6 separate regions of the Mus musculus genome follow, and all the other regions are linked to region 1. The links are chromatin loops, found by intact Hi-C in ENCODE. Cell type or tissue: left cerebral cortex. All regions are shown on one strand.

What was found. Peaks named below come from ENCODE experiments on the same cell type or tissue, not always from the same donor. Only the 100,000 strongest peaks of a DNase experiment are listed, where the experiment ranks them.
Region 2: it touches region 1 in a loop (7-fold over the local background); 5 of 42 quality-filtered maps call a loop at or near these places.
Region 3: a loop joins it to region 1, with 6 times the contacts of the local background. A loop is called at or near these places in 17 of 42 quality-filtered maps.
Region 4: it touches region 1 in a loop (8-fold over the local background); 2 of 42 quality-filtered maps call a loop at or near these places.
Region 5: a loop joins it to region 1, with 3 times the contacts of the local background. A loop is called at or near these places in 6 of 42 quality-filtered maps.
Region 6: it touches region 1 in a loop (8-fold over the local background); 6 of 42 quality-filtered maps call a loop at or near these places.

What each region holds. Positions count from the first base shown.
Region 1 is chr1:55,958,661-55,962,660 of GRCm38, reverse strand. 9130227L01Rik (RIKEN cDNA 9130227L01 gene) reads right to left here. Exons shown (of 6, transcript NR_045837.1): 5 at 1,499-1,676. Among named protein-coding and RNA genes, the nearest start is that of 9130227L01Rik, 29 kb to the right of the region's middle. In left cerebral cortex, a CTCF peak has its summit at 2,177 (motif pointing left); DNase peaks (open chromatin) are centred at 2,164 and 3,524; H3K27ac peaks cover 1,297 bases.
Region 2 is chr1:56,243,446-56,247,445 of GRCm38, reverse strand. No RefSeq gene overlaps it. Among named protein-coding and RNA genes, the nearest start is that of 1700003I22Rik, 230 kb to the right of the region's middle. In left cerebral cortex, no CTCF peak of the experiment used is centred here; DNase peaks (open chromatin) are centred at 1,491, 1,833, 2,558 and 3,126; H3K27ac peaks cover 3,112 bases.
Region 3 is chr1:57,204,042-57,208,041 of GRCm38, reverse strand. It overlaps BC055402 (cDNA sequence BC055402), which reads left to right. Exons shown (of 7, transcript NR_037990.1): 5 at 1,143-1,328; 6 at 3,434-3,513. Among named protein-coding and RNA genes, the nearest start is that of BC055402, 9.0 kb to the left of the region's middle. In left cerebral cortex, a CTCF peak has its summit at 2,195 (motif pointing right); DNase peaks (open chromatin) are centred at 1,826 and 2,239; H3K4me3 peaks cover 193 bases.
Region 4 is chr1:57,267,504-57,271,503 of GRCm38, reverse strand. No RefSeq gene overlaps it. Among named protein-coding and RNA genes, the nearest start is that of BC055402, 55 kb to the right of the region's middle. In left cerebral cortex, CTCF peaks have their summits at 1,576 (motif pointing right) and 2,330; DNase peaks (open chromatin) are centred at 1,591 and 1,966.
Region 5 is chr1:55,903,421-55,907,420 of GRCm38, reverse strand. The region is part of intron 1 of Gm32949 (a long non-coding RNA gene); the gene reads right to left. Among named protein-coding and RNA genes, the nearest start is that of Gm32949, 17 kb to the right of the region's middle. In left cerebral cortex, a CTCF peak has its summit at 1,970 (motif pointing left); no DNase peak of the experiment used is centred here.
Region 6 is chr1:55,889,257-55,893,256 of GRCm38, reverse strand. All of the region lies in intron 1 of Gm32949 (a long non-coding RNA gene), which reads right to left. Among named protein-coding and RNA genes, the nearest start is that of Gm32949, 2.6 kb to the right of the region's middle. In left cerebral cortex, a CTCF peak has its summit at 2,333 (motif pointing left); DNase peaks (open chromatin) are centred at 1,122, 2,327, 3,027, 3,820 and 1 more place; H3K4me3 peaks cover 2,740 bases; H3K27ac peaks cover 3,874 bases.

The DNA.
Region 1 (4,000 bases):
TTTGAAGGTGCACCCTTCCAACACTATATGCTGTTACTCTTAAAGCGTATTTATTTGTTTATTTACTTACAAACTTACTTTCTGACTTTTGGACATAAGGTCTCCCATGTTGTTCAGGCTTCCATAATCACACATGTGTACCCTGTGCCTGGCTTCCAACCCTTGATGTATGAGATAGTCCTTCAAGCCTATCAATAATTCCTCTGATTTATCATTACCCTGGTTCTCCCCACTGTAGGGCACCATGCTACCAATACAGTTGCAGTCAGATGCTAGCTCACTGTCTCTTCGGAACCTGCCAATGGCTCTCCACTTCATCCTGGAGGCCACAGTTCAGTTTGCGCCTCTTCAATCTTATCAGGTCTTCATAAGAAGATGCCTCTTGGCCTCATCCCCCACTGTTCGCCCTGGATCTGAAGTGTATCCTTTCTTTTGTGTTGAGAAATCTGCTTTCTTCTATAAACCAGCTCCCCAAAGTCTTAACATATGTCTTGTCCTTTAAAAGGGCAAGGCTAGCAGAAGGCAACTTTAGAGCTATTTAAGAAAGAAGGAAAGTTATCCATTGAGGAAAGAAGATATTACTTTTGAGTATCGAGATGAGGACTGTAGCATGAAATAGAAATATGAAGTCAATCCCACGCTACCACTACCGCCAGCTGGGCACCAGTGGGCAGGCCAGGCACTGGCGGGCAGGCCGACCTGTTCTCATGTTCTCATCTTGGGACTTACTTTCTCTCTCTCTCTCTCTCTCTCTCTCTCTCTCTCTCTTCAAAACTATTTCAAAACTATTTCAAAATTAACAGGTAACACAAGTGGCACCACAGCTAACCTCCTAATTTGTAAGTCATTCTAAGTTAAATCCCCCGGTAACGGATCCCAGTGGATCTGCCACCTGAACCAGGGGTCTCTGCTACCTACACTTTGACCTCCACCTGTCTTCCCGTCCAAAAACAAGACCTTTTTCTGCCTCCTCTTACCCTCTCAACCCAGAAGTCCCGCTTACCCCTTGCCCAGTGATTGATTCCTAGAAATATTCATTAGGGAAAGGTTCACAGGAAGTTACCTGAGTATGTGATTCACTCCTTATCCCAGGCAGCCCCTCCTAGGGAAGCAGAATTAGCATCAAGATACAAACAGCCCCAGGGCTACCCACAACAGAGGATGAAGGACTCATCATAGGTTTAAAAGCATGGAAGTCAACTGGTGATCTCAAGAGACTATCCTGGAGTGTGGAGGAGAGAAGGGAGGTGTTTGGGGACATCATTCAGATACAACTTGTGGAGGGACTCTGTTCGAAAATGGACCAATAAATGGGGAGATGGTAGGTTGAAACACGGGTGGAAAAAAGCAAGTGAAATTGTGACAGGAGAGCGAAATTTAAGATGAACAGAGAATGAGTTGCTTGGGCTGCTTTCAGAAGGGACGATAACGACGTGATCCACCAAGAAGGAGAGAGTAAACGCCTGGGAGGCAAGCAAAACTCTGAATATCGACTTACCCCACAACACATCAGGTTAGATGATTCTACAATCTCTCTGATGGGTAGCTATGAACTGATATAAAAAGCCATTGCGAGTGCACCAGATGCTGTTGGGAACCTCAGAAGTGTAGCCCTGTGAAGGGTCCATACCATGAAGTGGTCCTCGGAACTGCCATCCAAGTAGATTCTACTGGATCTGGGGAGAGGGAAGAAACAAGAAATGGGTAAAGGAGTGGAGTGTCACAGACATCCTTAAAGGTGATATTTCATTCTCACTAAAGATCGATTGTTTATAACCTTGGTTGTGGGCCACGTGATTGTATGTATTATCTATGGTTCTTCCCAGAAGTGAGACAGAGACAGCAAGACTGGGGGTATGATAATAAAACTCTGGGTATTATGCAACGTACCCTGAACTCCAAAAAAGAATGGCAGAAAGAAGGAAATCCCAAAAAGTACAAACATACCCACACAAGACAGAAGCTTTCTAAATTTCTATTAGCCTCCCCGGGAAGGCAAATGTCTGTCTCAATACCTGAGACTGTTTTTTACTCAATTGTGGCTGCATGTGCTTTAAAAATGAACTGTGGATTCTTTGCTGAGGAAATGTCTTGATAACATAATGAATATTAAATACATCTCAGACCCACACAGGCGGTTCAGTAGTCTTTTTGTGGCAGCTCAGGAGTGCCCCCTACAGGCTGACGTTTAGAACGCAAGTAGAGGACCGGGAAAAGAAGCGGCATGTCTGAGGAGTCTCAGGGAACCTCCAAGGAAGGTTAGATACCTCAGCTGAGGAAGGACAAGAGGAAACAGGCACACAGCATGAATTCTTACTTTTCACTTTTTTTTTCTTTTGTGAACAGTAAGAAGTGAAAAACTTGTGCATGCATTTTCCTTTATTCAAGCACTATCTCCTATCACCCACGATAGTGAAAACTCATTAGTATAAACTGCTTTCATCTTTTGGTTGAAATCAATATCAATATTTGAAAACCCATGAAAATCAGTAAAAATACGATTAGCTGCTACCCGTGCAAGGAAAAGAGACCCACCTGTATCTAGTATCAGAAATGATTTGCATTTGATATCTGTAACATAAAAAGGAAATGCAAACATGTTTCTTAAAATGAAGATAGGTGAGCTCTGGGCTGAAATTTTATTCCCTTTTTCATTAAAAAAAATTTTCACGGGCAGGGGGAAGGACTTTCATCTACTTAAAATATTAATAATTATAAAAATACAAGCCATTAAAAGGCATAAAAATATATGCTATGACTATCAGTAATTTTTTACATAATAATGTAAATGATACATGGATATGTATTTCTGTGCTGGTGCACAATATGATGCAGTGTATAAATATATTAAAATAAATTAGAAGTAGAAATTTTATAGCATATCACTTGACCCAATTTTTAAAATCCATATGTCCTGATAAATGTCACTGTAATTTCCATTTGAAAGAGGAAAGGAAGGGCAAAATATTCACTAAAACTCTTTAAATGTTTTACTAGAGAGATTTTTGAATACTAATAATAGTGCAGTTTAAGTTATGAATGTATTTGATTTTGTAACTATTAAATTAAAGCCCAGAATTACATAAGTGCTCAGCATGGACACAACATGTTTATCTAAATTAACAGCCTTTTTACATGATCTTTGAATAAATGCAGATCTTTGGAAAACTTCATTTAACATCATAAAATGTTCATTTAGAGTCAATTTCAGATACATTCATAAGATATACATAAATGTATGTGATTAAATTGACAGATTATGCTCACAACCCTTCTTACAAACAGTGTTTTTTCCTACAGAAAGAAGAAATCAAGGTCATGGTTTGGTGATTTGTTTCCCTTGTGAAATTTTATAACATATATAAATATATATGTCCCAATATTTAAATTGCATAACAACATTATGAGGTCTATGTTTTCCGTAGGTGATGAAAGTCAGTGTAGTTAAGAAGCGCTGTTCGACACGTCAGTCTCCCTCCGTGGTGTTCTAGTGTCTGGCCTAATCGCTTTGCCTCTGTTGTCCTCACTGTCACAACAGGCATGGGAGGTGCCCTGATGGAGTCAGAACTACAGAAACGCCTACTTTAAAAAATTAGTGTATAGGCCCCACAAGTCTATACTAGAGGTAGTTAGCTTGTGATTCACTTAGTCACCTTACAAAATATGGTCAAGTGTACTTTAAAACAAAAATTATAATTTTAATAATATGTAAAACATTCAGCACCATAATTATTCTATGAGTTTAAATGTTAAAAGTGAGGGGAGAAGAGGGTGGGAAAGAAAGAAAAGAAAGAAAGTGAGAAAGTGAGAAAGTGAGAAAGAAAGAAAGAAAGAAAGAAAGAAAGAAAGAAGCAAAACAGCCCAGTGATTTAGGCAAATTAAATATTTATTAAAAATGACATTGTTTCAGAAGAAAACCTTAATACACCCAAGCAATAAATATGCAATGTATGTGTATATGTGTGTGTGTGTGTGTATATATATATATATATATATATAT
Region 2 (4,000 bases), 280 kb before region 1:
TAAATCTATTATTGACTTCATCCTCTCAACCTTTCCAATTCCCTTTATCATTTGTCAGCATATATGATTTGTATATGCCGAGGCAGATTGGGAATTGTAGACCAGCTCTTTGGTTATGTTTTAAAGAGGCACCACATTTCAAATTGGCTATGACAGACTTTGGTCCTGCACATCAAACACATTAATAACCCCCTTTCCCCTGGCCATGGCTGCTTATCGCTCTGCACTGAAGCAATAAGCAGGCCTGCAAATATATTCTATCGCATTAGAACTACTTCTGCCTTCGTAAATAAAACTCTGTCCTCTTAAAAACATTCTCTGGTTTGCCTTTAAGAATAGTTCTCCCTTTCTTGTGGGGAAGAGGACAGCTCTTGAGGGACACATAGGTAAGACTAGAAAAGAAAGTTTCATCATAACTATGTGTGTTGTAGTGTGTTTGCTTTTCAAAAGCTTGCATGTGTGTGAATGTACCTTTGCAAGGGAAGGTTTATATTTCAATACACATATGATATATGCAATTTTTGAATTTAAATATATGATAACATTGCTTTCCTAGTAGTTTATTGCTATCACCTGTGCATTTATGGGAGGGCTAATGCCTTCCAGAGATGTAGGCGAATATCTGAATCTATGAGGAAGTACCTTTTTAGTACAATTAATGATAAAATCCCATAATTTGCTCTCCTGCTAATTTAAAGTCTATGAATAAAATAGGCAACATTCCTTCAGAGTGTACAGTTAAACATGCGAGTTTTTAGCCTATATAAATGTAACATTGGTCATATTTTTGAAAATAATGATTTTACTTTTAGTCTTAAAAATAAAGCAAGAAAACATAAAATTGAAGTGCCCCTTTCTTCTTTTTGTATTTTGTTTGCGTCTGAATTGTTTCTTCATTTCAAATGACTCTTTAAAACACATTTGGCAGTCAGTTCCCCTCGTCATTCAAAGAGTTTGTGACAAGGGAGAAGCTGGCTAGATACCATCGGTCCTTTTAAAATGTATTAGTCTTTAACCGCCTGTCTTCTCCTCTAAATTTTAAGGATATATATTTGCTTAATGAATTTATTATGAACCTACTACTGCATACTTTAACATATCTCAAGGTTTAATAAGACCTTGTCGCCATGATGGGAATTAGCTTATTTGCTCAAGCTTTGCCACTTTTACCCCAGTGGACTTACATGGACAAATGCAACTCACTATGAAGAATGAGTCATATGTATATATATATATATATATAATTTTGGTTGTAAGCCTAGCATTTAATGCCTGAGACATCTCTACAGCCTAAAGAATTAGTCTTTTCTACAGTGGACTTTGTCACTAAACTCATGGCAAAGTTGTCTTTTGCTTTATATGTAAGTCCCCGGGAAGAAGGAAGCAGACTTTGATGTTGTTTTACTCTTGTGATACACTTTATGTTCCTAGACTTTCCATCTCAGCAGTATGGCTTGGCCACTGAGACACCAGCACTTGGTGATCTATTTCCTAAGTCTTTCCTCTGCTAATAGCTGTTCACCAGAGTACAGGTTGCATTTGCAAACTTAGCTTTTTGAACTGACAGGATATTCTTTTAAAGCCATAAGACCATATTATATGAGGGTGATTTCTAGCTTCTGCAGACATGAGGAATCTTGGTGAGCTCTGATTTACCGTGATTTCACTTTAACCACACAGAGCATCTATAGAAATAAAACCTTTGTGGTAACTTTGTTTCCTTCCACTTCACTTGGAACCCTCATCTCAAAACTGCTGTGGAAAGGGCAAGGTTCTCTCCCTCGTTCAGAAATGTTGACACTGTCTCGAGGGCAGTGGGTGGAAGAAGAAGTATAATGGGAGGTGACAACCAGAGACCCATGTAGCAGTTCTTGGCTCATAGAGATGGAGTAATGCTCATGGACTGGGAGGAGACTAAAAAGCAGTGGGAACGTCAACAGCGTGGCAACACTGTAGTGAGAGAACAGATCACAATGTACAAGTGTGGGATACTAAAGACACATAAAAGTTTGAGATTTAGAATGAATAGAGCACTTAGTAATTGAGTGGTTGCACTATGAAAAATAAAGAAATTACTCTGTAGCAATCAGAGTCCATTCATTCAAAAAATGTCTGAAAAGTTGCTGTATATTGGACATTAGACATGTTCTAAGGGTGAAATGATAATTGGCAAGTCATATGCACTCCCTTGTGTAACTTTAGACCTAAAAGATGAACACCGATAAGGTAGTAACTTCATTGTCTGTAATGAACCAGTGCTAGGCAGCCAATGTATTATTGATAGTGAAAGATGGATTAATGAATTTGAAGTTTACAGTGTCATGTCTATCAAACCATCATGTCACATGCCTTGACTATAGTCAACCTATTTACCAATTATTTACCTTAGAATAAAATATACATTCCCAAGTACAACAGTAAGATGGCAAGGTGATAGGAGGGCAGATCAGAAGGAAATGGCTTTGTCTATGGACCCTGAAGGAGTTTCAGTGAAACTCGAAGAATAAACAGACGATACAAACTGTCCCTGTCAACATTAAAGGGCCCAGGCATTAAAACCAACATAGGTTTTGGGGTTGGGATTATGGACTTCCTAAAAGAAAATTAATTGTTTTCTGTATCTGAAATGACTGTTAATTCACCACTGCATATGCTATTCGTATCTCACAATATAACACTCGCAGGCAGTAGTTTTACTATGTATCTATAAACTTCAGTTTTCAGTTTAAAATCTCAGATGTTTCCATTTGCATTTAGCTAAAAATTGGCAAGAAGATTGTCATCTCTGATCCAACTTTTTTAATGGAAAACTAATTTTGATTTATGGGGTGGCAAAAATATAAACATTTTAGATAAATCTTTTGCCAATTTCTAGATTAAAAAAACAGTTTTAACTGTTAACTTTGGCCTTTTGAAGGATTATTTTTAACTGAACATGTCAATGTTTTTACCCTACACTGCTTTTTCTTTGTCAGTTCACACAGTAGTACCTTGCTCTGTTTCACAGTCCATGACTCGCTTCTGAGACCCATTCCCAGCAGCAATGTTACAGTCTGAACCCCAGGTCTCCACACCATCAGCCTGTGCTCAGGCAAAAGTAGGCTCATTCCTAGGTCTTTATAGAAAATGTAGACATGCTTTTAAAATAAACATGATAATCATTTTTGTTTTTAATAAAATCCAATAAGGACACGTATGCCTGCGGCTTCAGGATCTCATCAGTGAGCCTTGTTTGTCTCGGGGACCTTAGTAATAGAAGGAAACAGCCTCTTTAGGGGCTACCAGCACTATCCAAGATCAGAACATCCAAGTTTGCTAAGCCCCCAAAGCAAAACTAAATTGGTTCCAACAGAACCTCTGACTTATAACCTTCTTTTCCTACACAATTCAGTTTTATGGAATAAACAGACAATAATGAAGATAACCCTGCATCTTTAAGCAAACTGACCCTTCTGCTTTTATCTCTCATAGCACATAACACTGTGGTCTTTCCCTTAAAGCATTCCCAAACTTTATATTGTAGTCTCACTTAATTATTAGCTCTTATCTTAAAGATGTATTAATATTTTAATGAGTAATAACTGATAACAGTTGACCTATTTTAGAGGCCAGTTCAGTAAGAATATGTTAATAATTCTGCTCACTGCAGAAAAGTATTGATTATTTTGAAGAATAATTTAAATTGAATTAGAATTCACATGAAATATAATGGTTAATCTTTTTCTCAAGTTCCATTAACTTATGGTTTTATATATTTCACTCTTTCAATTGTATGCTATATTCCTCAGATATAATTTTAAGATTCAGAAATGTTTTATGTATTGACATATGTAGACATATACAAGTCCTTCTCTGGCTATTTTGGAATGTAAAATACATTATTATTAATCATAATCTGCTTCCAGTATAATAGAAGACATATAATGATTTTACCACTTTATACTTGTTTAAAATTATATAGACATGTAAATGTGTTTAGATGCTATATATGTATGTATGT
Region 3 (4,000 bases), 1.2 Mb before region 1:
AATCCGAGTTTGCCAGTGGCCAGCTATCAAGGGAAATTGGGACCACTTTGGTAAATTACAGCCAACAAACAGATAGAGCCTGTGAATTTATTGGTTAGTCAATGAATTCTGGAAATTCATTGTATGGAGAAGACACAAATGTGTAGAAAGACACAGGCATGCCCATCAATGTTTGTGACATAACACTCAGGATATGCAGCTTATCCATGGGAGATACATTCTAGGATGGTCTGCATTTTCAGAGGCCATATCAATACTTACATGCATATACTTATAATAACACTCAGTTTATAAGTTAGGCACCATAAGAGATTGACAACAGTAACTACTAAAAAAAAGGACCATTATAACAGTGCACTGCAGTAAAGGCGAGGCAGATGTGGTTTCTTCCTGTGTCTTGTTATGCTTCTTGCTGTGTTCTCCTTGTGATAATATGAGATGATAAAATCCCTGAGTGACAAGACAAACGAGGACAGTGACATTGTCATTGATATATCCCGCTGTGCTACTATATAAAGATGATTGGAACCAAAGCACAGGGCACCGTAACAACCTGTCTGGTAACAAAAGCCTGCCAGCTAACCAAGAGGGCGATACATACAGCATGGATGATGGAGCCCGGCTGCCCCTCTAGGTGGAGTAGACAGACTGTCGCGAGAGTTCAACAGAACAGCACACAGCCTCTCAATTTCAAACACAGGAATTGTGTGTGTGTGTGTGTGTTTATGAAAGTTTTCAACAATGTTTTGGGATCACAGCTGACATTTCCTTGACACCCCAGAGAGAAGGGAGGGAAGCAAAGACAATTCTGATTAAAATATAAAATGTTGTTGGTCAGATGACTTCTATAGGGAATTTAGCAAAAAATTGGGTGTATATTCACTAGGCATTTTTTGCTTGCTCAGCACAATTCTCTTGCTCTGTCTCTCCCTCCCCTTCTTCCCCTCCCTCCCCTTGCTCCCCTCCCTGCCCTGAGTGTGACTTTGGAGAGCGTTTTGGTAGTTGAGGGAGATGGGAGGAGAGAATTCAAAGAGCAGTTTATTAATTCACAGGCTTACAGGCAGAATGAGTGCAGGGTCTGGGGTACCCATTGGCTTCTTGAACATATGACAGTTAATTCTCTATAATTCTGAATTTTCTAGCTTATAAAGAAGAGATAAATGCTGTGTCAAAAAAAAAAAAAAAAGCCAAGATGGTGAGTCACTCTAGAGGTAGCCTGTGTTGTAAAGAACAGGTCCTGGATGACCTCGGAATCTGGAGCAATGGGCACCTGATGACATGTGCCAATGTTAGCTGTCGCCAGCAGCCCTGCCTTCCAGCAGCATGGAGTGAGTTTTGGCTCAGTGTGCCTGTTTATGCCTGGGATTTTAAAGTCAAGAGCTTGGCTCCCTTCCCTTCCCTGCCAGGAGGTTCTCCAGTGGTGATTGTTAGGATCTACTAAGTACCTCCTCTCAAAGTTGTTGAAGGAGGCTTCCTATATGCTCAGTTAAAGGTATCACCTTTGCAGGAGTGGACGGTGATCTGGGAGTGCCTGGTTTCCAGATAGAAGTGGGGATGGTGGGATGGTACCTCGTAGGGTGTCCTTGTGGAGTTCTGTTTCTGGGTGATTACATTATTCATGATGAAGATAACGCTGCCTGCCTGCCTGCCTGCCGCCTTAATGTCCCTGCCATTTTGTTTTATGGGAGTGTTTTTGTTCTAATGTCACCCTCTTAGAACATCTTGGATTCCTTGGCTTGGGAACTCCCAGTGAAACTCAGGCTGCAAAGGCAGGGGACAGGCCCTGGATGGGTGCCGCGGTGGCTTGTAGGAGCTCTCTAAAATCTCCAGTTTGGCTCAGGTATTCGTTTTGTCTTTGGATGCCTTGCCCAACTACAGTCAAACCGAAATCTTTCAAAACCTTCTTCAGAGTTTCCTCTTCCCTGTGTCTTGTCATCGGAGCTTCTAGGCTAGAGAGGTTTTCTTCTCTGTGCCTTTTACTTCAATGTATTTTTGCCTCTGGTGATAGTTCATTAAAACGACTTAGCAACAATGGTAAAATAAAACGAATCGTCTTGCCTCCCAGTAGTAATTTTTTGTAGTCATAATTTTTCTGAACTGACAAATAAGTTTAAAAACTAAAATTACCCCCCACCCACATCCCCTTGTTATACAAAGGTGGGTGATTTTCACCTTCCAGCCAAGTTCGTCTGGCAGCAATGTGCCTTATGGACAGCAGGGGGCAGTGTTCATCTTTAAATAGTATGAGCCAAGCAGGCGCTCTCCCAGAGCCGCCAAACACCCTTGGTGTCCAAGGAGACTGGGCCCCCAGAGCAAACACTGGATTCTTTCAAACACAGATTTCCTGAATACAAATCTTATGGCCTGGTATGTCTAGATTTGCATTGATTTGTGACATTAAAACAAAAGCACTCCCATAAAACGAAATGACAGGGACATTAAGGCAGCAGGCAGCGTTATCTTCATCGTGAGTAATGTAATCACTTAGGGCTGTTGGGTCCGTCACCCAGAAACTGAAAAGCAGCCTGGGGTTATCAGAGGAGCTAACCTGGGAGTTTTGTTTCTCTTTCATCTTGCTTCTTGTCATCACCCAAAAGGGCAGATCAAAGAACTCTTGTCCGAGCAAGGAAATCCCCTGACCTGGGGACCCTTCATTCACTCTTCCAGAGCAGGAGCAGGCAAGCAGTCCACTATGTGGTGACTTGAATTTTGAACAACAACAACAAAAAGCTAGAATTATGACACATTTGTCACTCAACTTTTGAACAGTCGGGTAGTAGACATTAAGCTTAATATGATCAAGATTTGGGGCAGGGAAGTGGAGGTGGGGGTGGGGGTGCACTGTAGACATCTTTAAAGCTTTAGTGCCCTGTGGAAAGCAACTGCGAAGAGGTAGAGAGGAAGGAGACTGCTTGGCCTCAGAGCCACCTGGAGGCAGGCAGTGACATCTCTGAATAGGGTGAAGTGTCCTGTCTCCTGTCATGTGCCTTCCACTCCCCTGTTTCGGCTGAAGCCTGGACTCCTCTTCGAATATTCAGTCCCTACTTTATTCGGTGGGGAATATAAGGAAATTATTTAGGGTTACCTGTTTTTCCAAATTTGGGGGATTTAATTTTCTTTCCAGAACATGTCCCCACTGTCTTCCTACACTGTGCTTCATGTGACCTACAGTTTCTTGCAGTGTGTGACACATTTTATTATGCCGTTACAAAATCTAACTGAAATATCTGGGCATGGTGTGTTGACAAAGGCTTCAGGATCCTTCAAGATACTGGAAAGAAAGGGCCTTAAGGGAGGGAGGGAGGGAGGGGAAGGGAAGGGAAGTGAGGAAGAGAGGGGAGGGAGGAGAAGAGAGGGAAGGGGGGAGGGGAGGTAATTTAGCAGATACCTTCTCTTGCTTTCCTCAATTGCTATTATTTGTCCTTGGATTCAGCTTCAAGCTGTAGCAGCTGTGCTGTGAGTCAGACTTCCTTCAGAGCTAAGGGATTCAAAGCCCTGCGATTCTGGACACAGGTAAGTGCACAATTAGTCATCTGACCTTGAGCTGTGTTTCACAATCCCCTGTCCAGCGTTAAGGCTGCATATGTGTGTGTTTAATGAGTAAGACCCATAAGGTTTGGAAAAGGCAAAGCAACACCCTAGATTTATATATTCCATTAAACATGATCTTCGCAGGCTAATTAGTTAGTAATTTCACCCTTGCTTGTAATATAAACCATTTTATGCTCAATAATAATAAAATCTATGTAAACCAGGCTCTTTATTAATAAACATTATGTGCTTCTGGCTTTCAAATAAAATAATGCTCCCCGTGCTCTCCCCCTTATCATGCCTAGACTAATCACCCAGTAAAAATCAAACAACTAAAACACTGTTTTTTATCTCATGCTGTAGAAAAACAATACAGGGACATCCACAGCCTCAGGACTAGACACGAACCAGAGAAAGCTGGGCTGGGGAGAGATCCAAATTGTTATTTCAGTGTTTGGTATTGAGAAAC
Region 4 (4,000 bases), 1.3 Mb before region 1:
ATGCAACCAAGGGCTCGGTGTTGATACTAACTCATTTTCTTCTCATTTGTACTTTACTCGCTTAGCTTGTGGTTTTTGTATTAACAGATTATATATTCTCTTTGACATTTATAGTTTTGTTTCCATTTAGAGAGTTGTTGGGGAATAAGAATGGATAATGTAATAAAAACCATAGAGAGTTTGTCAGTGCATCCCTTTCCTTTCCTTTCCTTTCCTTTCCTTTCCTTTCCTTTCCTTTCCTTTCCTTTCCTTTCCTTTCCTTTCCTTTCCTTTCCTTTCCTTTCCTTCCCTTCCCTTCCCTTCCCTTCCCTTCCCTTCCCTTCCCTTCCCTTCCCTTCCCTTCCCTTCCCTTCCCTTCCCTTCCCTTCCCTTCCCTTCCCTTCTCGTTCCTTCCCTTTCCTTTTTCTTTTTGCATAGCAGCTTGTGGCTCAAGATGCAAACTTCTCCCTTTTGAAGAATGAATGTTCTCTTAGTCCTATAATACTTACTTGTCGTTCTTTCCTAGCCCTCTTCCTCGGCTGGGCAGGTGATGTTTATTAACTGTGCTAGGTCCCTATCATTTCACTGCATAGACACATCTGCAGCCAGTTAGTTTTCTGACCTCATAGGCACTAAAATGTCCTTGAAGGCTAACTGCTTTAGAAAAAGTGGGGTTGGCGTGGTCCAGCAATGGCACATGGTTACATAAAACTATCATCTCTAGTAAACACAAAGGGTTTCTGGAAAGTGATGAATGCTGTTCTCTATATATGTTTAGATTCATGTTCATTTTCCTTCATAATGTCTACCCTAATATTTTGCAAGAATGTGACGAAGGTAAATACCCAGATAAGAGATACAAGAAGCCTTGTGTGCATGTTTTGGCATCACTATTTAATCTGACTTGTGGAATGTCAACCAAGACTCTGCTGATATTATATCATATGGTTTTTCTCAACACGTCCCCTGACGTAGATGACCCCAAGTTCCCCAATTCTGTTGAATCAGTGTTAACTCTCTCCTGTCATATCTCCTGTTATGCAAGGTCATAACTCAGTCTTAACCCTAGGCAATGCTCTTGAACCTAAGCTAGGACTCCAGATTCCTTCTCCTTCATCTGGTCAGCCTTTGCCTCTGGTGTCCTGTGATGCAGTTAAAATCTCTGTGTATGTTTAGTGAGTTAGCCTGTTCCTCCTTTAGCAGTTTTATAGGAGGACCACACTCCTAGATGCTGAGAATTTCTTCAGAAGTCCCCTCTGGATCTGTCCTTCCTGAGGCGGTTGCACTCTGAGGCATTGCCCAAGTAGTCCTTTCTGTACCTGGGAGATGTGTTGGCATCCAGTTTTGTGACCCCCCTCCTTGGACTGTCTGTGCATCCTGTGCAGGCCCGAGCACAGCCCTGTTTTCTCAACGAGGGACGCAAAGGACAAGCCCACAGCACCAGGTGCCGCCCAACTGAACTTCCGCCGAGTTGACTAATAAACTTAATTGGAAAAAAATCTGAAATCAGTCCCGCCACTCTGAAAAACCAAGTCAGCCCCAGGACTCCGAAGTTCCTCAGCAGTGTCTAAATCACGGAGTAAAACCACCACCAGGTGGGGCCAAAACTGCAGTTACGACCAGGGCTGATCTGGATCTGTAGCCCAGACTCCTGGCTGGCTCACCCTGCAGATACTTAGTCACTTAGTTTGGTTTGAATTCACCTCCCCACATTCTGCGCAATTACAGATTTGGGCTCTGACATGCTGAATTGTGGCAGGGGTTTGTTGACCTACTCTTGTTTGTTTTGCTGGCTAGACTGTAAGGTCCCTGAGGATAAAACGTCATTTCCAAGTGTTTACTGAACATGTACTGTCTTTCAGTGGGAGCAGAGTAACCATTTAGGATAAGGACATGTAAGCCACAGGTGCCTTTACTTACACAAAAACCCTGTAGGGTGCCGTGTTCACAGGCTGTCTATGCACACAACTGTATACTTTTGTAAAGTCTGCTAAAGAAAGATGTTCTGGGCACAGATGGTTGAAACCGCCCACTGTCTTTTCCTACCTCTTTTTGTTTTCTTTTGTTTTATGGCTTTGGTATGGCAACAGCCAAGGCCAGCATCTTGGGTTTGTAACCAGTATACCACCTGTGTCCTGCACCTGTATGTGGCTCAATACTCTGGTGTTCCTGTCATGAGACCCGGAAGGCCTTAAAGGAAAACAACTCAGTTTCCATTGAACTGGGCTCTACTGGTGGTGCACGTGGCTCTTGGAATGTCGCTGAACATTTTAGGAGACATATAAGGGGAAGCTCTGCTGACTGTAATTACGACCAGTAGGGTATAGTTATGCAGCTCAGAGTCTCTTCCACATGGAGTTAAGTTCTTACCAGCTCTTCTAGTTAAAAACAAAATGGATTCCAGGAATTCTCCATAGCTCCCCCAGAGGTGAGATGCTCAAAGCAGAGTTGAAACGCTTCACAAATGCACTAGAATTGGGCAAGACAGGGAGAAGGATCAAGACTAAAGACAGATGAAGTCAGGGCTGGTTTGTGGAATTTTTAGTTCAGAAGCATGAGTCTGTAAGTAAAGGGTGGATCTCTTAGCTGTCTGTCCCCACTCCATCGGGAGCCTGAACTACAGAACATCTGAGCTGCTATGGGCTCACAGTTACAAATACAGAGGCATATTCAGCATTATTCAGTTCACCATGATGATCGTGTGGAGTAGAATTTACCAGAACTTCTGGTTTTGGCAAACCTGTCTCTGGGAAAACCAGCGAGGACAAGCAACAAGGGTGGGAAGCTGTGCTTTAGTTTTGCATCCCAAACACTAACAGCTAGTCCAGGCACTCAGGAGCAAGAGCCAGGCAACTATCTGTGAGTTCAAGACCAGCCAGGGCTATAGTGAGACCCTATCTCACGAAAAGAAAAGGAACAACACTGACCAACCAAGAGCAGGTGTCTCCCTCCTGACTGTCTAGAAGGAAAGATGAACGAGCTTTGCAGTCTCTTAAAATGACAACGGGAAAGTAGGAAAGGATAGCCCTGGGAAGTGCAACTCAAGCGTGTCACTGAAAAACACATGCAGAAAGGGACGAAGAGATCAGTTTCATTATTTTGAAAGACAATTTAAGCCCTGGTACCATTCTCAGGTTTTAAGTGTGATTGCTTGAAGTAAGTCACTGGCTGCCAATCCTCATTACCTGGGACACACATCTCACACAGGTGTCTATCTACTCACACACAAATTAATAAATTCCAAAAAAGTGTAATTTCTCATGATTTACTCCTAAGCTCATTTTCAAGCAAAGTTTAGGGCAGTTTGCCTTACAGTTTATGCTCAGAGTTGTACAAGCTTCAGGTGTAACAGAGCTGGGTCTGACCTGTGTGCACAATGAGTACATGACACACACACCCCCTGAGTCCTGGCAGCATGCCTCCAAGGCAGGTGTGGTTATCACCCTGCAGATGCAGCAGCTGAGGTCAGGGAAATTCAGGGGTCCCCTTGATAAACTGCTTGTAAGTCACATGACCAGCGTCTGGCTCAGTCTGTCCTTCCTAATGTGCTGAGTCAGTGACTGCTCCTGTAAACGATGGCAAGGCCATTTCCCCTGAAATGTCCCCTATGAGCAAACAGGTTAGGTGATAGGTTCCACCATGCCTGGCCTCTCTTCCCTTGTCTGTATGCCTTTTATTTAACTTCTGAAGTGCACACTGTCCTTACACACATCTATTCCATTTACAGCCTCAGGATTCCGTGAGTGTTCAGTGAGTTCATTTTCATAGGCTAGTAACTCTGAGAGGCACTCAGAGCAGCTTCTTAACTTAAACACTTTCTTTGGCTGGGCAGAGGGAAAGTCTGGGGACTGTGGAAAGTGGGGCTCATCATTAGCAACCAGGAGTATTAGGACCATGCAATTGACAACATAGCCTGATGCCCTGGATCTCACACTTCACAAGAATTCCCTGGTAGCTACGGCAAGGATCAGATGCCCCGGGGGAGGAGTATTCATGCCATCAATGTACTGGTTTCCTAGGT
Region 5 (4,000 bases), 55 kb after region 1:
ACACAAATATGCTACAAACCACAAAGCCACACCTCCACTATCATGGAACAGCATTGACATATAATCCATACTCCTTATTTTGCTGAGTGGCTGGGCAAACTAATAAGTGGTTACAAAGAAATAATTCATCTTTCCTGACCCAGCCAGACTTTTACCACATGAGTTATTGGAACTTGGTTATTATAACTCAATCTCGGTTATTATAACTCAAGATAGTCAAGCTTGTGTTAGTAAATTATTTTACTAATAAGTTCAACCATGCTATGCAGTAGCAACAAAGAGTCCCCCAAACCTCCATGGCTTAACACCATTCATGCTTTTCCTTGTTTGGACCTAAGTTCAAGTAACACTGCAGAGAAGTGTCTTCTCTACACTGGCCTGCCAAGACCCTAGATGCCTTTGGTTTTGTAGATTCATCTTCTCAGCCAAAGCTCCTTTAAGTTTATGAAGCAGAAGGTCACATAGCAATGTCACCACTACCCCTTTATGCGTCAGCCTGGAGGGGCATGCCACTTATACTCATAGTGATTGGCTAATTCTCACCACGTGGCAAGAAGCCTAGGCTAGGCAGTTCCAAGGGATCAATTACTGATGAGCTCTGGTTTGATCAATCAAAATCACTACATCATAAGTGTGATCAATCAAAATCACTACATTCTACTCTTCAGAAGAAATAGATCATTAGCAAACAGTGATAGCTCCAGCTTCCTAACTCCTTAGCAAACCACTGTGAACCAAAGCCACTCAGTGTCCTGTCTTCCTACCCAAACTCCCAAGCCTTCCTGACCAAGGAACAGTTTCCTCATCTGGTGTTTCTCCATATGCTCATGGCTGACCAGCAATAACGATGCAATCCATGTACCTCCCACCACAGTTAACCCTTTATATCTGGACTCTCGGGCCACAGGGCTGTCTTCACAGTGTCCCCACACTTGAGAACTATCATAGTCCATTTCCATAGTCTCTTACCAAACACTACCCACCATCAGGAGCCAAGAAAACTCAACTATCAGAGAGATTTTGCTTTTTGTAGTAAAACTTTATCGCAACCTCACAGAAAGCTCCTTGGTCTGCGCAATCGCAGCTTTCCTAAGCCTCATTTCGACACCTGTGCTGCTTTTCTTAGGTTAATTAGGAAGTGTGGGTCTTATTTGGACTTGGTGAGGGTGTGAGAGAGCACAGGAAATTTCCCCTAACATTTAAAAAAGCGCTCTAAGTTAATGTATACATCTGCAGGCTTCTGCTGTTTGCATTTGGTAGTGCGACATTACAAACCTGGAAAATACAACCTAAACTACAGGAGCATTTATGTTCACTTCAAAACTATTACTAGATCTCTCACTTTAGTGGGAACCTGTGAAATGTATAGTTTCACATTTTTTTTCTAGAAAATTAGAAGAAAAAACAGGTTTTATCCTATGTCTTGAAAATGCTCTGAAGACATTTTGCTATTTATTTAGAGCAGTGGTTCTCAAATTAAATTTGTAGAATAGACTTTTCAGATACATTAAAGATGAAGAGGGGTAACTCTTCTCCCCACATACATTCTGAGTATGTGTTTCGTGTGGTTGCACAGGTAATGGATTCTGTCTCAGCCAGTGTCACTACTGGTGTCCGAGCTACAAAGTGCTTGTGTCCCATGTACAGGAAACACATCCTATAGGATGATAAATCAAAGCACATTTCCTTTACTAATAGTAAGCTTTTAGTCACAATGTGCTCTAGGATAAGAAGGGTTTGCATTCATTCCAGAACAAGCATCTTGCCTGCTGCCTTTCACAGTGTGTTTTGCGATAAGAAGGATTTGCACTCTAGAGCAAGCATCTTGCCCTAATACAAAAAGAGGCACAGAAACAGCTCAGATGTTAAGATTCCTTGTTCTTCTTCTAAGGACCTAAATTCAGTTCTTGCCTCATTGGGACACTAACAAATTCCTCTAATTCTGCTAATAACTCTCAAGGATCTGATGCCCTCTTCTGGACTCTGTGGGTACTGCACTCACACATACACATACCCACACACAGACACGCACACACACACGCAGAAATAAACACAAAATAAGTTAAATTACACACATGATTAATAGAAGCCACTCTTAACAGTAAGTATGCATCTATTGCACAGTGCTATATAATACCAAAATCATGTAAAAGGAAGGCGCATGGAAAGAAGGTTTAAATGGAAGTTTATTTCATCGTTTCTTAGCTATAAAATAAAAAATGTATTAAAGGCAGAGGGTAAGCGAGCACAATACTCATTTTTTCATTCTTCATATTAATGTGGACATAAGACATATGTGTCAACTAAACTGAATTTAAGTAAACTCAACAAGTTATTGCATGCACTGTGCTTAGCAATGGCAAATCTAAATTTTAACTTAGTTTTACTCTAATTAATAGATAATTATTGAATAACAACTATATTCTAAATTCCAGAATAAATGTGAAAGTAACAAATTCAAACTCTTTTATTTATTATCATTACTATGTATGTGAGTGATACATGTATGGACACATGCAATGTGTGTGGAAGTCAGAGAAAACCTTTGCAGGTTTGGCTCTTTCCTCCACCCTATGTGGATTCTAAGATCAATGTGTCATCCTGCTTTTCTGGTGAGCACCTCCCCCACTGAGCTCCTTGCCGTCCCATAACACAAATTCGTGCCAAAGCTTACTTCCTCTTCTGAGGTGTCAACTATTAAACAGGCAGTTACAGTATTGTATGGTAGAACCAAGAGTTATATGATAATAGTGGAGAAGTTATTGGTTCCTAAAAAGATGCATCTAGACAGGCAAGGTTCAACATAGCTAAAACACAAACCAAAATAAAAATTCAGCACAAGGAAATAACAAGGGGGTGGGAAATGTTTTTTGAAATATGTTAACATTATAGATTTCCAAACTAGGGCTCAATCTATAAAGTGCTTGCTGTTCAACCGAGAGGAGCTCCCGAGACCTGCTTACCAATACCTACATACAAATCTGGGTTTAGTGCTGCAAGGTTGTGTTCCCAGCACGAGGGAAGTAAAGACAAAAAAAACTCCCAGATGTTCTCTGGCCAGTAGAATCAGTGAGCTCCAGGTTCAGTGAAAGACTTGTGTCAATAACTATGGGGGATTGTGCTAAAGGACAGTCAGTGCCAACCTTCGGTCAACACAGAACAGTACTGAAAAGCACGAGCATGTGCATGTGGATACATAGCACGCACACACACACACACACACACACACACACACACACACATCTAGAATGTTATCAGTGCATTAGTGCATTAGAACTTAAACTCACTGCTGTTTGAGGACATTTCTAAATTAGTTCTCTGCATGCCTTGAGTCACAGAAATTTGTATCTACTGGTCCAGGAAGAATAAAGCAAGTTGGAAATATTTTCATGACATTTATTCATCTATTTAATAAAAATCCATCCAAAAATCACTTTTGAGATGGACAGCTACAGTCTGCAAAATGATATATAAGTGTGGGCTTATTCTGCCTTTCAGGTTCAAGAGTTTAAAAGCAAATTTAATCATAACATAACTCATGGCCTTTATTCCTTTTCTTCGTAATAATGCTTCACATTTAAATAATATATTTTAGCTAAGAATACTTGGCTGTACCCAATCTCCATAGAGCTTCTGTTCCTTAAACATAAAGCAGTCTTCTTTGCACTTTAGAAAATTAAGTCACGTGCTCAACGTCCTGCAGATATTAAGACTGGGTATCACCAGGTAATCCTGCACGCTTACCTGAAGTCACACAGTTTCTACAAAGCCCAGCTATCATCCCCAAACACACAGTGTTGTAATGGAGAGTTATAAACAGTAATAGTTAACCAGTGTCCTGGATTTTCTCATTTAATTGTATTGCATCGGAAAATACCCGATGACAAAGCACAAACTGACAAGAGTCTAGACTTGAGTGTTTAGGGAACCAACTTTTCCAGTGGGAACAACAAGACCTGGAGAGGAGGAAGTTCTAAACCACACCTATAACTGGTAGCTG
Region 6 (4,000 bases), 69 kb after region 1:
GATGGGACAGTGCAGGGTTTACCTAGTTCACAAGCAATGTTACATTTCTGATGGCAGGATTGCGAAAGCACCACTCCCCCCCCCCACCAGTCCCTCTCCCTCTCCCTCTCCCTCTCCCTCTCCCTCTCCCTCTCCCTCTCCCTCTCCCTCTCCCTCTCCCTCTCCCCCTCCCTACACACACACACACACACACACACTCATTTTCAGCCCCCTCCCCAACACCTGTGGTGGATGACACTTTCTGTGTTTCTTGTCAGAGCCCTTGATGGTGGTACAGCCATCACAGTGCATGTGGCTCTGTGGCAGAAGAGGCGCAACAAGGCTCCTTTTTTAAGACTTGTTTTAGTGCGAACTTTTGCTTTGTTTGATTTTAGTCTTGTCTTTTCGTACATCTACTTAAAGCCCAGCAGTGCGAGCTACCTTTGTGTCTACTGCACACATCCAGAAAGCTGCTTCTATTTAGAATATGGAAATAATCTGAGGAACGAAGAAGAGGGATCAAACACATTTAAATATGTAGAGTTGCATGCCATTCTTTTTCCCACAGTTATTCCTACCTGACTTTCAAACCAACAATCCTAAGTGTCAAATTCAATTGCAAGAGATTCCCATTCATGCCTTTTACTTACTGGGTTGTTGAAGAAGAAGAAGAAGAAGAAGAAGAAGAAGAAGAAGAAGAAGAAGAAGAAGAAGAAGAAGAAGAAAATTTCTTTTTTCCAAGAAGATTAATGAAAGTAAGTTAAAGTGAAGTGAAGCACATTTGATCTTGTAATATCTGGCACAGGAACACAATGTTTATAAACCCTCTTTTTTTTTTTTTTATCAATCTACTGTTTTTTCTCAAGTGCCACGTATACACTATTACCTGTTTCTTGAGGGTGGTCACTGCAGTCTGTATGACAAGGTCTTGTGAGTACATGGTGCTGAGAAATAGATATATTAACCAGGGGACAGATCCAGACTCTGAGACACTAACCCTTCTCTCCAAGAAGCTCATAAAATGAGAGTAAAAGTCTCTGCTGTAAATTCATCAGTGAGCAGTCGTCGGATGGGGCCCTTCTTTGAAACTTTTCTGATTCATAAATAATATAGTAGTTTATAAAGAGGACATTTTGTGGGCAGCGGGTAGGCAGCAGCCTCACGATGCATCTGTTGTCACAGAACCCGGGAGAGCTGAATCAGGAGCCGCAGCATTGGGATGGGAAAGATGCATAGGAAACACTGCTGAAATAATGATTAACCCACAGTACCAAGGCTTTCCTTGGGGGAAGCCTGAGTCATGAATGGACTCGATGAAAGGAACCTGCCTGTGTCAAGAAATTCGGGACGCTTACCTGGACTTGTTTCGAAAGATACCAAATGCAATTTTTGATAATTTTGTCCAAAGCCTTGAAAAGATGTATCCATATTCTTTAATTACTAGGTAATTTTTAAAAGTTGTTTTCAAATATATTGTTTGTGAATTTTTTAAAAGAATCTATCTTTAGAATTGTACTGAATGGGGAATTTGACTTAATATAGTATTCAATATGAAGTTAAATTAACCAAAAACATGATGTCTTTTGTGCTCTTCTTTTTTTCTGACCCTGACCTCACCCCTATTTTCTCCTGGCACCCAGAACATGAACATAGCCAAAAGAAAAGAAAGGGTTTGTGTCACATTTTCTCCATTATTTCTCTTTTAGGTCCAGAAATTATTCCTCAGATTTCACTTGCTCAGTTCAATGTGTCTAAGCTGGAAAGAACGAATTGAGAGATGTATTTCTATACAAGAATCTCAACAGGGAAGCGTGGTTTGCTTCAGAGTTACTCCGAATGAGATAAAAATCCAGCTTTGCGTCTCAATCTCGACAGTGATAAATAGATCCTACCACAGCTGGGGATCGTGGTGGGGCTCCCAGCAGACAGGAGATCTTTAACCTCCTCAGATAAGAGCAGCACAATTATATCTATAGATTTCCAACAATACAAACTTAGAAATGTCATGCAATTAGTCTGCCATTTGCCCCCATCAGCTGGAAACATATTTTGCCAATGTGAGGGAAGAAATGAACTAAAAATCTCGCAAATGCTGATATTGCACAGCGAGTAAACCGCACAGCCTCTAGGTAAAGAGAGGGTGTACCAAGCCAAAGCACCTGCCCTGTGCCGCGTCCCGGGATTTCCAAACTGGTTTGGAATATTTTGTTGTCATTTACATGATAGCCTTAACACAAAAGTCTACACCGTCGTGTAAGTCCATTCTGGTCCATTCTGTTGGGCTGAGCCTTACAGTCGTGGCTAGAAACACAAGCCTTTAGCCCATTTCCCAGCAAACGTTGACTATGGTGCCATCTTCTGGTACCATGAATTCAGTAGTTGCTGTGTTCCACCTGAAACTGCAGAGCTTTCCTGATTTGGAGAATGAATCAGCTGCAGTCAGGTTTTTCAAACAGGTAAGTATTTATTTGTAAGTGTGATGCTGAGCTTTTTTGAACCGACAGCTCAGCTCTGAGGTTTCTGTCCCTCTGAATATTCAGCTGTGTTACGTGGAAAGCTTCTTGTTCGGTCTCCGAGTTTCTCTTTGCCGCTATTGCATTCTTATCTTTTTGGAGTGTTTCCCCTTCCCAAAGAACTGTTTCTCCGTACACACGTTTTGGTGCAGGTCTCTGCTTCTTGTGGGTTTTGGCCCCTTCACTTCTACTGGTAACACCTGAATTTGTTTCCTACTCTGACCCTGCAACTCATTCCTATCCTCGGGTTTCTTTCTCTTACCTCTTAATGTCTCTTCACTGAAACCACCGTTATCGGGTTTTTTGGGTTTTGGTTTTTGTTTTTTGTTTTTAACATTATGCAAACAAGTAAAAGGTAACAAAATGTCGATCCTGTAACTGCTCTGAAGCCGTGAAGCCCTAGCTGCTGTTGCTGAGCGTTGGAAAGGAGGCTCCATCTTTTCATGTGCATTCGGCAACAGATAAATAACCAAAATAGTACTGTCTCTTTCAACCTTTCAATATGTTCAGTACAGTTAAACACCAAATGGAGTAATGGAAACACACAGGGGAGTTACAGATCTTTGCAGTGTTTTGCGATCCACCAGAAAGGGAAGACTGGCAGTGCTGTGCCCAGGCTGGGGGATCAGGATACAGAAGGAGAAATAATTAGGTGAGCTAGTCCTAACAAAGGCACACGAAACAGGGTAGTGGAGGGAATGGGAGTCCATAAAGGAAGAACTTGTAAATTCCCGATTAAAAGAATACACAAAAGACATTCAAGTATTTGGTTTTCTAAAATAAAATTTTAAAAAAAAGATTAAGGAAAGAAAAAGTTATGGTTTTTTGTTTTATTTATATTTTTTGTTTTTGTTTTTAATTGGGCTTGTAAAATTTTAATCAGGGAGACATATGAGTGACAAATAAGGTGTGGTAAATGAGAAAAATTGAAAAGAGAAAACAAGGTGGACAGACACTGATCCCAAAAGAGGAAACCTCAACAAGGGGAGCAGGGAGCAAGGCCCAGGTGAGGCTGGAAAGCCTGGGCCCAAACCTTCAACTTTTTTTTAACCTTACCCTGGGAAGGAAGGAGCCAAAATAGCACTTGTTTCCTAAGGCAGTGAATGAGAGCAGTGTGCCTGCCAGACCAATGCAGAAAGCAGAGCAGGGCTCAACCAACCTGGCTTCACCAACAACTGAGCCAGAACAGGTTCTGTGCCGTGCACACCTCTGTTGCAGAAGAGCCCATGCATGCGTCTCTGTTCCCTGCTTCACCACCACAGTGTCTTAACCCCACTCCACATCTCAGACAGTGCTTCCCACACTTGGCCCCCTGGCACCCCTTGGGAACGTTTATAAGTCTTTAGGCCAGGGACGGGAAAGATGGCGTGGCTTACGTGCTTATACTGCTCTTGCAGAAGGGTCTAAGTTCATTTCTCAGCAACCATGTCAGACAGCTTACAGCCGAATGCACCTACAGTTTCAGGGAGATCTGAAGCTTCTGGCCTCCACTGGCACCTGCACTAACG